Regions from separate parts of the Mus musculus genome. Here region 1 is linked to region 2. The links are chromatin loops, found by intact Hi-C in ENCODE. Cell type or tissue: left cerebral cortex. All regions are shown on one strand.

The links. A loop is a pair of places that touch in the nucleus more often than their neighbours do. Peaks named below come from ENCODE experiments on the same cell type or tissue, not always from the same donor. Only the 100,000 strongest peaks of a DNase experiment are listed, where the experiment ranks them.
Region 1: a loop joins it to region 2, with 7 times the contacts of the local background. A loop is called at or near these places in 34 of 42 quality-filtered maps.

Annotation. Positions count from the first base shown.
Region 1 is chr4:9,606,674-9,614,673 of GRCm38, forward strand. Asph (aspartate-beta-hydroxylase) reads right to left here. Exons shown (of 24, transcript NM_023066.3): 4 at 4,170-4,265; 5 at 1,124-1,198. Among named protein-coding and RNA genes, the nearest start is that of Asph, 58 kb to the right of the region's middle. In left cerebral cortex, CTCF peaks have their summits at 3,505 (motif pointing right) and 7,881 (motif pointing right); DNase peaks (open chromatin) are centred at 3,522, 3,779, 3,867 and 7,878; H3K4me3 peaks cover 532 bases.
Region 2 is chr4:9,661,952-9,669,951 of GRCm38, forward strand. Asph (aspartate-beta-hydroxylase) reads right to left here and starts at 7,211. Exons shown (of 24, transcript NM_023066.3): 1 at 6,830-7,211. The coding sequence starts at 6,959. In left cerebral cortex, CTCF peaks have their summits at 299 (motif pointing left), 498 (motif pointing left), 3,889 (motif pointing left) and 7,292 (motif pointing left); DNase peaks (open chromatin) are centred at 1,550, 3,885, 5,410, 6,674 and 1 more place; H3K4me3 peaks cover 3,165 bases; H3K27ac peaks cover 2,206 bases.

The DNA.
Region 1 (8,000 bases), 55 kb before region 2:
GCTGATGAGGTGTGAAGATGAGGTAGGAATGAGAAACACCCAAGCAGATGACACAGCAGATGCAAAGGCCCCTGGTCAGATAAGATGAAATTATTATGAGAGACTGTGTGAAAACGCCTAACCAATAAAGCCACAGCCGACACAGCATAGAGAAGAGAAAAGAGAAACACACCTAGACAAATGCCACTGCAGGGCCATGACAAGCAGTAACAGACACAGTTTGGAAACAAGAGTCAGAATGTAAGAGCAACTTGGACAGGACTTGCAGCTAGAAGAGCAAAGAAACCATAGAAAGCGCATGGAGTTTAACCTTGAGCCACTACAGACCTGGCAAAGTCATTAACGAGCGAGCGTATAAAAAGCTCAAGTGAGAGCAACTGGCATGGGGCAGGGCTAACGAGGAGCTGAGAGACAGCATGGGAAGGAAAGCCTGTGCTAGGCACAGCTGCAGTCCGAGTCACCCACAGCATCCCCAAATGGAGCTGTAACTGGGTATATTAAAACTTCTAAAGAGTCACTGGTGACATGTACAGGAGTAACAACACTTAAATGATGTCTGAAGCCACAGGCCACCTGTGTAACCATCTATGCAGAAAATCTCTCTAAGGACATAACACAGAACCAAGACAGTGAGGCAGGGAACTTGGCTTGAGGATGGATTCTTTCCTCTGGTTAGCTGTTCATCACGTGTGCCTTAGCCCCTGAGCCAGTGCGACAAGAACCTGCTGGACTTTCCACTCTTCTGCACCCCCATCCTTGTAGAACTGACTTTCATGAGCCATGCTGACTTTAAATTCGGTCTCTCTGATGCACACAGGCATACATGATGGCTCCCAAAGATAGAGGACCACTCTAAGACAAGCAGCCAGAAGCCGCTGGCCTGTGTTGGTCACTCCACTCTGACTCTCCATTTATTCCTGATAAAATCCAGGACTTTTTTATGTACATTTATTTATATGATATTTAAATTAAAAGTGTCCATAAAACTCCGTCACAGTGAGGGGGGATTTTGAAAAGTATACCCAGTGTTCCCCCTAGAAGTAATAGGCTATAGTTGCTTGGAATGTAGTTATAGAAACCCAGCTATTTTAGAAACTTGTGTAAAACAGAACTGAATTCATACCATGGTCTGTGTGTACTGATTCCTGAAGAAGGGACTGAATTTGTTCCTTTACTTCATCTTCAACATTCTGGATGTCTAAAATAATTACAAATCATAAATAAACAAACAAACAAACAAACAAACAATGCTGAAGTGTTAATAGGAAATTCCAACACTTAAATATGGCATGGACACACATACTGCAATGACTACATTTGTCTGAGAGGCTCTGTATTTTCCTGTTCACATGCTATTCACTCCCCTACATCAGGAAACGTAATACTTAAAATTCGCCTTATTTGTTCAGTAGGTTTAAACATTAAGAAACTTTCCAAAAGACTTTTAAAGAAACTAATTTAGGCGTAAGGTTTTCCTTTAAGAAATAGTCATAGAGGGGCTGGAGAGATGGCTCAGAGGTTAAGAGCACTGGCTGCTCTTCCAGAGGTCCTGAGTTTAATTCCCAGCAACCACATGGTAGCTCACAACCATCTGTAATGAGGTCTGACGTCCTCTTCTGGTGTGTCTAAAGACAACTACAGTGTACTCACATACATAAAATAAATAAATCTTTTTTTAAAAAAAGAAATAGTCATAGAGAAAATGCTGTCAACTTTTAACTAATAAAATTTCCATTCATGTTAGAAGCAAACTTTTCATAAACAGGGGTACTGAAAAAGACCAAATTTAATACACACTAAACAATGTGACCACCTCTGACCTCCTGACTGGAATAGGTCACTCTTGGAAGCGCGAGAATCCTAGTGAGTAGGGCCGGGCCACACAAAAATGAAGCTTACGTGATGATAACGAACTCTGTACCAGCTTCAGAACAAGTCTGGAGAAGTGTGGAGGACCTCATTTGCAGCTCTCAACAATGTGTCTGAAAGCCAGATCCCCAGACTCACACAATAATGACTTATAAAGTGGCCACTAATGATGACATTGCCACAGCACCGTAGCACTTACCTGATTATAAGATACACCCCAACATTACACAGCAAGCTGTTTCTACAACAACACTTGCAGGCTGGTGGGTGACAGTGCTGGACTTAATCCTGGCAGCACCAGTGGCTCGTACAGGATAATGCCAATGGTGGTAGCTACAAAGCACAGCTCTCCCGTGACAGACCGAACAAATTCAAAGTTGAGACAGGGGGAGGGTTTAACACTCTATGCTAGTCACTTACTAAAACCTTCCGAAAGCATAAAGATTTTCTATATCTGCTTCGCTAGTCATTCATGTTGATGCCCTGATGTAATTATATACAGGTCCGTAATCTCTGCTCTTCCTTCAGTCTCCCAGTGTTTGTGCCAGCCTCCTCACCGGGCCATTTCACTAATGCTGAGAAAGCATCCAGGGCATCATTGGAAGGTTTCTAGCTAAGGCCTGGGGATGCTCTGCTCCTATGGGATACAGGAAGGTCTCTAGCCAAAGCATGGGGATGCTCTGCTCCTATGAGATACATGAAGGTCTCTAGCCAAGTCGTGGGGATGCTCTGCTCCTACACTTGGCTCCTTACTGACTCTGATGCCACCATGGATTGAGAACTACAAATGAGGTCCTCCACACTTTTCCAGACTCATCTGTTACCAGTGCCTGTTTTGAACTAGGTAAGCACTCCCTGCCACTTCATTTCTGACTCTATCCATGACTTTTTTCTCCCTCGAAGATGGGACAGAGCCAGAAGCTGGGCTACAACATGTTAAAGAATGAACAGAAAATAAAGTAAAAAAAGGCAACGCTGCACAGTGCGTTCTGTCAAGTGTGGTCACGACAGTGAAGAGGCGAAGTCGGGGGAGGTGGTGTTAGGAGGGCACCGAGGGCTTCATTTTACTGCATTTTATGAGAGATAATAAGTAGCTGTGATAGTCAAACAAACGAAGGAAGGCAGAGAAGGAAAAGAAGAACTGACGTGTCAACAAGAGAACAGCTGAGAGAGCAGAATGTAACCTGGAAGGGACATTGCCAAGAGGTTAAAAAGAATGGAGGCTAACAGTTCACTGGAGTAAGCGATCATTTGCAAAGAATATGAATGATTCTAATAACCAAAGGGAAGAATATGGCATGTGGCACATCTAAGACCCAATACTTGCTCAAGAACTGATTTTTTAACTACAAATTTATTTGCTAAAAAGTAAAATATTATGTGTTAAATTCAAATATTTAAAAAAAACTTTTTAAAAAGTATTGTGGATTCTGGAGGCTTACACTAATTCCACAGTCATAGGAGGGATACAGTAAGTTCTCCTGAAATTCAGAAATAAACACATAATAAAACTCAGACTAATATACTATTCCTTAAAGGAATGAAGCAAAGAAAATCAAATAGTATTCACCAGCACAACTTGGGGCCATGTATTGTTTCCAATAAAGTGTCATATCCAGCACTTCCAATAGGTGGCGCAGTGAAACCAATTTTCTTAATTATTGCGACAAAGTACAGAAGCTAATATTCTATAAATTACTATGCCACAATCAGAAAATAATGGTGATAGATTATATTTTTATGTGCCAATTTGTTAAAATACGTCAGCATACCCAATCTATGAGTCAAAGTCCCTTTGTGGAAAGAATATGAACTGATCTACGGAAGCATTTCTTTCTGTCTCTGGTGTCTTCTGGCAGGAAGTGCTTACCTAAAACAAGGACGTCAACAGAGGCTATTGCTTTGGGCACAGATGGGAAGAGGACAGGGGATGCTTAGCTCTTCATTCCTGGTGGAATCGTGCATGGGGCAGACAGCAAACAGGCTGTGTACAGTCTGCGCCTGTTCCTACTTTGGATATAATAAGGCAAGAGTGCTGGAGTTAAAGTCAGGACGCATTTGGCTTCTGTCGTTCCCAACTGCATGGTCATGGGCAACGGACAACAATAACCTGTGCCTTGGAATTTTTATTAAAATAACCCTAGACACATCTTCACTACAAGAGTATTTATTATAATCCCAGAAGAGAACAAACGGCAGCTCGTTTTATAAATGATGTGAACAATGGGGTGAGACATGAGTGGTAACTGAAAAGATACCTGCAGACCAAGCAGCCCTGCAGAGTGTTCAGTGACACTTACCTGCCCCCTCAGGGGCCTGCTCCTCCAGCTCAGCGTGAGTCTCTGCCTCCTCCTCCGGTGGAAATGTCCTCTCAGAAGGAGATCTTTCTTTAAGGCCTGCATTTTTTATTCACAGTGTTAACTAAGACTTCTTTAAAAATCACCTTTATACTTTAAATCAGAAAAAGTAACTTTCAAACATGTGATTGGTGGGACAGGACGCTCGGGCTTCCCAGTACTGTGTTTAAGACCGAGGAAAGGGTCTTTCATCTCATGAGGGTCTTCCGTGTACTTAAAACTTTTTAAAAGGGATTGATAAATATTCACAACATAGACTAACCATGTCTAGCCTTGCCAAAAGAAGATGCGTGGGAGTCCAGACTCCTGTCTTGTTTAAGGACCTTGTAAGCCAGAGCTCAGTGCCCAGCAGAAGGGACCATATGACACTCATAAGCTGGGCTGTGCACACTCCAGACCTGAGTTCACTTTTCATGTGTAATGTTTGATTAGGGAATACCAGAGTTTTCAATAAATCATATGTAACGCAGTACAAGTTTCACAAAGTACCACCTGTAAGCAACCATATTATTTTTCTAGAGCTAAAAGGTATCCAAAAAAATCTGTTTAAAAGTAAGGAAAGCTGAGCTGGGGGAGGGGCATACCTGAAATCCCAGCACGAGGGAGGCAGAGGCAGGTGGATTTCTATGAGTTTAAGGCTAGCCTGGGCTACAGAGCAATCCCTGGACAGGAAGGGCTACACAGAGAAGCCCGCCTCAAAAACAAAACAAAACAAACGGTAATAAAAAATAAGGCAGGAAGCAAGTTAACATGAGCCACATAAACACTAAGGTAGTGCTGTGATGTGTTGCATGTGGAAGGGAACATTAGATAAATCCTTAATACAGCTGTTCAGGAAACCAAGGCAGGACTAAGAGTCCAATTCTGTTTGCTGAGTCTGAGCTTCTTTGCCCTCACTGAGAGCTGGACGAGGGTGGCATCTGGGAAGATGGGCACAGTGGCCCTTGGAGAAAAGGTCAAGCCAGCTCTCACATTCTGTAGACTGTAGGTACCACTGTACAGTTAATGCCCACACTCCCCTTATGTCAACTCAAGCATTTTACTTTATTCTTTGTCTGGTCTCTTATTCTTGTTTCTGCCAGAGGTTACTTCTGTACTCTTACAGAGACTGCAAAAGCAACAGGCTGGCTTGGCAATCTTCTATTTCCTCAATTTCAACACTCCCTGTACACACCACCACCACACACCGCTTTGTTCTACACATCAGTGTAATCTAACTATAAAAGAGATTTCAAACTAGTTCACTTGCTCAGAGTGTGAGTAGGGTTGGAAATCCTTACAGTGCCTCACATCTACTTGAAATACAGCATGAAAACGACAAAGCTCTTTCTCACTGATGTAGCCCGCCCTTTTACCTCTTGACTGGCAGTAGGTGAGTTGTGCTCAGTCAATCAGGAGAGGCTTAGGATTCCATGGACTCATGTGCTTTGTCTCTGCATTCAGTATGTCAGTCGACAGTTGGCCAAAGCAATTGCTACAGAAATGCCTACTTCAGGGCGAGGGCATGCAGTGGGGCCCACTCTGCCAGTCCACTACAAAGAGGCTCACTGCAGGGTCAAAGAGCCTTAGATATGCCTGGTTGGCACAGGGATGTCAGTGGAGAAACAAGGACTGCAACAATCTTGCTCTTACAGTTTACAAGGGATTCCTAAGAAGAATGCAACAATCCTGCTGCTACTGTTTTCAAGAGATTTGACTGTATCCACGATTTCTCTATAATGTGTCTAGTTTTCCCCAGGTGGTATCAGTATGTGCCTGATGTCAAGCAACAGTAACTATATTCTCAGAAGTGTCTCAGTGTGAATGGAAGGCTACAACATCACCCTTCACTAACATACACTCAACTGGCTTTCAAACTGGTCTGCATTTAAAGTGTTTTCAACAATAGTCCCATCCAATGGCAGATGCAAGTGCCAGAAACTCCATTCTTACCAAACCTAGAAAAGTCCATTTCATTTGAAAAAGGAAGAAATGATGTATTTAAAAGGTACCAGTCTAAGTCTTCAGACACAATACACAAAGAGCTAGCTTTCTGTAACTCAACTGGGAGTCATTTACCTTTACAATCCAAAGGATAAAAAGAATGGAAAAATGTATGAAAAGAAAATGCTAACCAGCTTCATTTCCACCCAAACCATCAGTCAAATGACATACTTTCAAACAGCTATTCAGTGCTATATCCAGAGGGGACATTTGCACAAATAAATTTTATTATAAATTTCAAAGCAGTGAAAACCATATTTATGCATCTCCTTTACTGGGCCCCTACAAACTTTTAACAAAGGAAGCCACACTGAAATAGCTTTAATAACCCTCGGAGAAGCCCTGGCCATCCCTGTACAGTAGTAACTCCTGTTATACAAAACCGACATAAATAACACATGTGACCAATTCAGACTAAGAGGAAAGAGGTTTTTTGTTGTTTGTTTGTGTTAAAGCTTGATTCATTTATTGAGAAGTACACATGACAAAGGGTTAGGGCTGGAACTTGAAATGAATATTTAAAGTTACATTATAAAATGTAATCCATTTGTGGTCTAGTCCCTGTGGATGCATACAATGAAATCAAAGGGTACCAGTTTAAGTTTTCAGACACAATACACAAAGAGGCAGCTTTCTGTAACACAACTGGGAATCATTTATCATTATAATCCAAAGAATAAAAAACATGGAAAATATCACAAAAGACAATACTGCACAGCTTCATTTCCACCCAAACTATCAGTCAAATGACACACTTACAGACAGCTGCTCAGCGCTACGTCCAGGCTATATCCAGATTCACACTAGCTTGAGTTTTTTTTTTTCTCTCTCTCTCTGTCTCTCTCTCTGTCTCTCTCTCTGTGTGTGTGTGTGTGTGTGTGTGTGTGTGTGTGTGTGTGTGTGTGTCTCTGTCTGTCTGTCTCTCTCTCTGTCTGTCTCTGTCTCTCTGTCTTTGTCTCTCTTTCTACCATCTAACTTAATTGGTAGAGCAGTTGCAAGCTGGCTTGCTCTCAGCCCCTACAGCCTCAGACAACGACTCAGCTCCCAGAGGCAAAGGCAAGCCTCTTCCAGATGAGCTATTCAGAAGCAAAGGGGCCACTGCCTGGCTGCCCCAGACTTCTGAGGGACTCTTCCTGCCATGTTGCACTCCACTGCAGCTGCTTACTGACACTGCTGAGGTTCAAATGTCATCAGGCAATGACAATAGTGGGATCAAATGTAAAACTTTTTCTTACAACATCTTGGTTTTTGTTCTGTAGATTCATTACAGAAGTTAGAAGGCTTTTTAAAATTTACATTTATAAATATCTGTTTCTTTCATTTTAATTAAAAATGCAAGAAACTACCAAATATAAATGAAGCCAGGATTTAAGCCATTCACAGTATCCTTGACACTGAGCACAATTCTCTTGGGCCCATGAATGATAAGCTTTACAGGATTCAAGGCTATCCAGCCATACCCACCAGAATGAGAACAAAATGGTATAATCTACCTCCATAAACATAACAGCTTCACACTTCATAAATGTGTTATTTATTTACATATTCATTTACATCAAGCAGTTCATCAAACAAGTATCCATCAGCTGCTAATGTAAGGAACTCTTCCATGGTGGCTGAGCATGTGCGGTACAAGCCTTCCAGAAGGAGCAAGCTAAATAAAGCCCAGGAGCAGAAGCCACACAGCTTACTCACTAGGTGGCACAGATGTTACGGAGAAGCTGCGTCAAGAGGACAACCTAAACAAAAGGGCTTAGCAACTGGATCTCAATAGACTTCTAAAGGGCAGAA
Region 2 (8,000 bases):
GCTGAGGACACGGAAATGAAGAGCAAGAGTAACCTGAGCAAGAACTAAGTCACAAACATGTTTACTGCATGTTAAACAAGCACATGTAAAGCCTCTAAAGGCAGGTTTCTCAAGCAGTTTTTATCCATAATGCTAGCAATAAAATATTTCACATTTGGTGCTCAAGTCCCATGGAAGAGCTCTTCCTGCTCTTCCATGGGACTTGAGTTTGGTTCCCAACACCAATTCCAGGCTGCTCACCAGCTCCTGTAAGTCCAGCTCCCACGGAGCTGATGCCCTCTTCTGGCCTCTAAGGGCACATGCACTCATGTGCACATACACACAAACACAACACATACAGATAATTAAAGGGAAAATAACTCTTGGGCTGGACAGACAGGTAGGTGGCTCAATGGTTAAGAGCACTGGTTGTTCTTCTAAAAGCCAGGATCAATTCTCAGCATCCACATGGTGGCTTACAACTGTTTGTAATCCTAGTCCCAAGTGATTTGATGCCCTCTACTGGCCTCTACAGGCACCAGGGATGAATATGGTGCCCAGACATACATGCAAGCAAGCACTCGTACACATAAAATATATTTAAATTTTACATTGATCTAAAAACATATCTTTAATAGTAAATATATTTTAATCATATATACATATATAAATATGGTACATGGGTATTTAGCATGTATTGTGCAACATAACATTTTATAGGTTACATATATAGATCATATTAGCATGTATGAGACTGATTAGCAAAAGTGTATAAGAATGGCTAGGAAGTGATCCCACAGAAGAAAATCCACAAGGTGGGAATGCTTTATTCCTCTACATGTAGAGTGGGTACTATTAAAGTAGCATTCCAATAGATCCAGATCTAAAAGTACACATGTGTTTTATTGATGAGGTGAAAAGTGGTAGATTCAAAAACACAAGTGCTTGACACAATTTTAAAAATTAAGCCAGAAACATCTTATTAAAATTCACTTTGAAGCCGGGTGGTGGTGGCACATGCCTTTAATCCCAGCATTTGGGAGGCAGAGGCAGGAAAATTTCTGAGTTCGAGGCCAGTCTGGTCTACAGAGTGAGTTCCAGGACAGTTGGGGCTATACAGAGAAACCCTGTCTCGAAAAAAAAAAAAAAAGAAAAGAAAAAAAAAAAAAGAAAGAAAGAAAGAAAGAAAAAAACTCATTTCGACTCAAAGACTAAACTTTAACACTAACTTTTGTTCAAGTAAAAGAAATGAACTACTCCCAGATAAGATTTGCATGTGAACCTAAAGTTTAAGAGGCTTGCAATATGCCGTTTTAGAATAACTAGAATTCAAACAGATACTGGAAGTTAACACTCTGTATATGGGCATACATGGCCTGAGAGATACAATAGCTGTAACATATTAACAATGACTGCCTGGCAGGGCAGCAACAGTTGTCAAGCCTATGGCAAACAGGGGTAAAAGCAATGATAACAAGGCTGGTTATGGATTAAATTTATTTTATCAAACAATATTCTTCCACTTTAAAAACAAGGCAACCCTGGCTGCCTTCCATAATGAATGAGTCACTGGGTTAGATCTGTGAACATACACATAGGAAAAGAGTCAACATTTCTCCAAATTCAACAAGAGCTCTGTCTATTGTTACGGTTCTCCTCTGTAAGTGGTCAACACCTACATCCCCTTCCCCTTTCATACTAATCTCTGCTTTGAAGCATAGAAACTACCTACATCAGGTGGTGGCACTTGTAAGATGAGCCAAGGGAATCTCAAGGGCAAAGGACGCCCTGCAACCTTCAGCAGCTTTCCTGTAACTCTTCCCTTTAAGAGCTCGTGGGCCATGGGAGCTTAAAAATCTCTCAGTCGAATGAGTTCGAACTTGCTTGTCTTCAGCCATCATGAATTTGATTAGAATTAGTTCCATTCAATGGCTTACTGTGAAAAGACAGGAACAGCAGCCGAAAGGAACCATATCACATTCCTGAAATGCAAATGCCAAATGCACACACATGATCCAACACCCTAACACAGGAGGAACAGAAAATAAAGGTAAAATTACTTATAATGTCTGATAAACCACCACCAGGCTCCCCGAAGTACCAGCAGAGCTCATGAACTAGATCCCAGAATACACGGCTGCAGTGGGACTCAGAGAGTGACCATCTCATCTCTAGCCTTCTGTTTCTGTTTCCGAATGGCAAAAATCTACCCATGAGTACAGTGTTGAACAGCTAGCCACTGGGGCAGCAGATGGAGCCAGCCAGGCACCACAGGTTTAGGGACAGACAGTTGAAGCTTTCCTCAAATTATCCTGGGAAATTATAAATGGCTTTAAGTAAGTTTTTAACTGACAGAGAAAAATTATACATATTAATGGAGTAACTTACAATGTTTCACCATGTACAATATGTAAATCAGGTAAAATATTCTATCTTCAAATATGATTTTTATAATGCAATTTTTGAAAATAATCTTATCTTGAAACACACTATATATTACTATCAACTCTAGATGCCCTATTATGCTAAATCACACTAGACTATCTTGGCCTTATCTAGCTATGCATACAGTTTTTACTAAATGGGATTTCTCTAACAGCCTTTTGGACTCTGTACTTGCTGGGGATGCAGAAGCAGCATATTGAAGATCCAGGCCAAGTCCTTCTCAGGACATTAAATCAGTAGCTGGAAGAGCATCAAAAGAGCACATTGTATCTGAGCTTTACTAAGATACAGAATGTTACAAATCGCTAAGAGATCAGCTGGCAAATAGCAACAGGAAGGCGGCTGTACAAATGAAACACTTACAAAACTGTATCTAGTGCTTCAGAAAGTTACAATAGAGTCTACTGCAAAAGGAATCCTATATTTGAAACAAACATGTTACAGAGTAACAGTAGTGCAGCTTGTCAAGCAAGATGGGTACTTTGTATTCTCTCAGGTTTTTCACTCTCACCATCAGCATGGACACGTGTACAATTTGATATGCATCAAGGCATATCATATTGTCTTAGGCTATCGGGAACCAGGAAGCAAAACAGAGAGTAAATGGATTAAGATTAGCGATGTCAGAGAGACTTGCCACATGTTTCTAAAACAAATAGAGGCCTGGGCTATCAGATTCCTTGTTCCAAACTGCACTGCCTTTCATGAGAAAAATGGTATTTGTTGTTCCCTTTTGGGATCAGTGCACATGAACAAAATATCTAAGTTAGCCCACATAACCACGGTACTACTATTAACTAGAAGAAAATGTAAACTTTATCTATTTATTTTCGAATAATCTCCCAGCCCATGGTATGGTTGCAAAGAATTCCCTCCGAGTATTTTATAGAACTTGTTTTCCTATGATCTGGCCAAGCTAGAAAAACAGTGCTACCAACACAACAAACACATACAATTCTTGTAGTGAGCAAATTATGGGCTTTCTAGTTTTCCATCCTTAATTGGCTGGTAGAGTATTAAGTCACTGGCCCTGACTTATCCCCTTGGTTAAGTAGAAAAAAACTGCGACTGGGCCCCCTTCTTTCAAGAAAGCCAGGACACACTCAGCAGCACACTGTATCCATTAGCAACCTAAGAGACACAGAAAGTTTATGGAGGCTGGGGAAGAATAAATTTGGAAGTGTGTTTCCCAATGACCAAAATGCATCAAATGATTGTGTGAATTTATATTACCAAAAGTATACGGACATATTTCATTCTCCATAAGTCTTAAGATTGTTCCACACAAAGGCTTATTCTTAAATTTCTTGATCTATTAGATATCTTGAGAGAATTGAACACCAGTTGATAAGAGTTCCTGGGTAAGTACAGACTGATTAAAATAGTTTTAAGATCTAATTGCCATTATATAACTTGAAGCTTCAAATTGGGAGGGGAAACATGTTCTACAGCGACACCTGCTGGTAAGTGACAGAATAAAAGCAAGCCACAGCCAAAAGAGGCAGCCAGTGGTAAGTATGTCAAGACACTGGCCACAATGGTGATACATTGCACAGACCCCTCTGTACTGTATCATAAACCCAAAGACAACCATGTCCCTCTTCCTCAAACACTTTCCCAATCAGTAAATGTGAGAAAGACTTTTCACTGGCCAAGTAATAGTGAAGCACACTCTATGAATGAAATACCTGCGTTCAAAACCCCGGCTAGGTAAATCACCTTTTAGATGCATGTTAAACGTAAAATGTCCAACTCCTTTCTTCTGTATTCTAAGGAGCAAATTGAAAAATTTAAAATGAAATTCTACTTTATCATTTCTCAACTGAGCTGAAGAAAGTGGAAAGCAGACACATGCTTTAAAATATTTTCTCTATAGATGTGCTTTATAGGTCTCCCATCCCCCATAATACTTTTATATAATAACCTTAGTACTAATGAGATGAGTTATGAGACCAATGTCACCACTGATATCAGATTCTCAATGTTAAAAACTTAGTGTGTGCACTTTTCAAACTATGATTTTTAAACGTGCTACTTTAACCATATTTTAATCAAAGGCTTATTAGTTAAACAAAAGCACAAATTTCTGCAATGACTGTAACTCTACCTGGGACATGCCAGAAGAAAACTTGATAAACTACTTCAACTCCCAACCCCTATAAGATCTGACGTATTCTATTTAAGAACCAACAATTCAAACAGTGCAGTGTAATGATGAGCAACAGAAAACCTGGCTTTTAGTTGATGCTCTTCTGTCCTACCTGGGTTTTCACAGGCTGAGCAAGACCTTTAAGCATTAATTTTCTCACCTTATTTAACTAGAAGACACTAAATGCCACAGCAATGTAACTGCAGCTACGGACTCCCCAGCAGTTAGAGTTGGTTTGCATGTCCATGTCCCTACCTCAGTGACCACATAAAGTTAACTTTGTTTTCAGTACCCTGTTTATCTTTCAGGTGTACCCTGCTGTAAGAAAGCAATAAACAGAACCACGCTTTCCCATTATAATGGTAACTGTTTAGCACAAAGGGAAGAAGAGTTTTAGTTTCCACCTGGGGTGCCTTCTCTTTCACCCAATCAGAACTCAGTAGTTACTGAAATAGTTATTTAAAATAATGGCCTAGGAAGAATCATGCGCTCTGTGTAATTTAGGCTCGAGTTTGGGGGGAGGGGTTAGAACACAGGTGTTTCATTCATTATGAATGAAATTGTGCTTCATTATAGTTATGTCACTCTAAAGTGTGGGCAAATGATAGACTAAGGGACTATACATCCTAATGATAGAATAAGGGACTATATATACATCCTAAGAATAAGGTACTATACATCCTGGGGTTTCCCAGCCCTACCAGCTGACTGTAACACTGGTACTTATCAGGGGACGGTGCACACTCTCTGTACTGGCAGGCCTCATAAGAGACTTCCCTGGATGCAATCAGGGTGTAAAGGATAGAGATGAAAGTCTAGGATGTAGCTCAGCGGCTAAAGCACTTCCCCAGCACACACAAAGCTCCCAGGACAGCAGCAGACGCATTTCACCAGGCAATCGCTACAGAACACATTAAAATCTTGCTCATTAGCTTTCTCCTCAACATTCAGTAGGCTCTTCTCATTCACATACTTCAAATCTATGCTCCAACCACAAAGCAATGGCGCTGCCGATGTCAGATTAGCTGACTTAGGAGCCAGAGAGCCTGAATGTCATTTTTACCGGTATTGAGGTGAATTAATTACTACAGTGGCCTTGGACCTCAAACTGTGTACATAGAGTCCTTTCCATTAAGAATACAAACAGCTCTCAGAATGTTAATGTGTACAATGGATTTAACTGCCTAACTTTCCCCATTTACATTTATTCATTCATTTTCTAATCAAATATTTATTGCACAGCTATTAAGGAAACGAACTATTCTAGTTGATAATGGGGAATAGAAGAGAGTGAAACAAAGACAATACATGAAGACAGAATATACATGAAGACAGCAAGTGCTATGAAGAAAAACCATAGTTGGCTCATCTATCGTCCTGACATATACTAATAAAACCATAATCATCCAATCTATATATGACATATAATAATGAGCTGCCCATAGACCAAAGCATAGAATCTAAATCATTTCCAGTGATATTGAGAGCTCACATTCAATACACATGTGTGTTCCAGTTCCAATATTCTAAATATGAGTCAAAGGAAATATAAGAGAAACCGAGAACCGGTGAAATCTGACACGAAACAGATTTAAAACATCTGTTCTCCACTCTGCTGGCTAAGCACATGGAGAAGAAAGGTGAATAACCAGTAGGGTTTTTTGTTTGTGGGTTTTGGGTTTTTTGTTTGGTTGGGTTTTTTTTTTGGGGGGGGGGGGGTTATGATTTTATTTTATTTTATTGAGAAAAGAAAAAGGAGGCACAGAGAAAATCCCTATAGTACTTTATGATGTCCCTTTGTATTTTAAAAGGCAAACGCAATACATATTAAGAAAACTAAACAAAACTCCTTAAAATAATTTGCAAGAACGAAGCATCAAGTCTCATCCCGGCCCTTGAATACACTCCTCCAAGCCGCTCCTCAACGCTGCTGGCCAGGCTGAAACTTACTTTCTCTGACTTTGGCTCAGGGTCAAGCGCCCCGAAAACTGCAAAAAGATAAAGGGCCCTCTACACCCAGCTTCCATCAGGAAAGGCAAGAAAGGGCCGGCCAATGCTCGGGCAGGCTGGTGCTAGGGGTCCCCCTCCGGCCGACTCTGCTCCTCCGCCTCCCCGCCCGGTGAGCGCGGCCTCGCCCCGCGCACACAGGAGCCTCGCTAAGGATGGAGAGGAGCGGCGGACGTAGGATCAGACCAGACCTGCAGCGCCCACCCGGCTCCCGCCCGCAGCCAGGGCCTGGCCTGCGGGGACTCTGACCTCTCCGAGCCCCGGGGCTACTGCTGCTACCGCTGCTACCCGTGCTCGGGCTACCGCTGCCCGAGCCGCTGCCGCTGCCGCTGCTGCTGCTGTTGCCGCCGCCGCCCTTGGCGTTCTTGCGCGGGGCCATCGCGAGCTGCTCCGGGGACTGCAGAGAACCGGGGCCTTGCTGAGTGCACTAGGGACACCGGGGCTTCGAGACTCCTGTAGCAGCGCCTTAGCGTCCACTGCGCTCGCTGCGCCTCGGACGACTTGCACCAGCGTGCAGCCGCGCGGTTAGCCTCGCGTGCGCCCAGCCTGCGACTCCTTAGGCTGCCAAGAGCGCTCAGCTCCCCCCGGCCTCGGCCCCGCCCACGCCAGCCTCTGCCCACCCACCAGATCTGAAAGACGCCAACACGAGCCAATCCCGAGGACCGCTGGCAGGGGGCGGGGCAGGCTACGCGCGCCTGCCCTCCTCAGGCCAAAGCTTGTCTTTTGCTGCGCAGTGACTGCAAAGCCCCAGCGGCTTGTGGCTTTCTAGTCTGCCTGGATCCTCTGGAACGTGGCAAACGTGGAAGCCGGCAGGACTCTCGCGAGCGTTGGTGTTCTGGCTCCAACGGGATGGGGCGGGTATGAGGGCGGTGCCCGAGAGCTGCGCACCACCTCTTGGCTTCTTGGGAATTTGGTTCCGGTGCCTAAGTACGACCAAGGGTGCAAGCCCTCTCTTTGAAAAGGATTTGCCACAGTTCCGCCAGTACACTGTGATTGTTGAGCCTTCCAGTGTCAAAAATAAGGATTTGTGCCATCAGTAGTTTTGGAGAACCTTTAGTTAAGACATTAAAATGTTAACATGACTCAAAAACCCTATTTTCTTAACCATGCACAACACTCTCATCACACTAATACCTAGAATTTCTTCATGTCCCCAGCCATTGATCTCCTATGCTTATGCAGTGTACTGCGTCGGGATTGAGAACTGAATATTCAAAAGAAAAATGGCAACAGCTGGATGAACCAGCCAAGGTCCAGCAGAGACCATGATCATTTGTTACCAATTGCCCACATGGTGTCTGTGGGTAACAAAAAAACATGAAGTATGTGGTGATTTAATACATTGCTGTCAATGTCGAGATCTTCCAGGAGTTCTTGGAAGCAGCCCCTTGTAGAAGACCCAGAGTGAGCCACTGCTGTG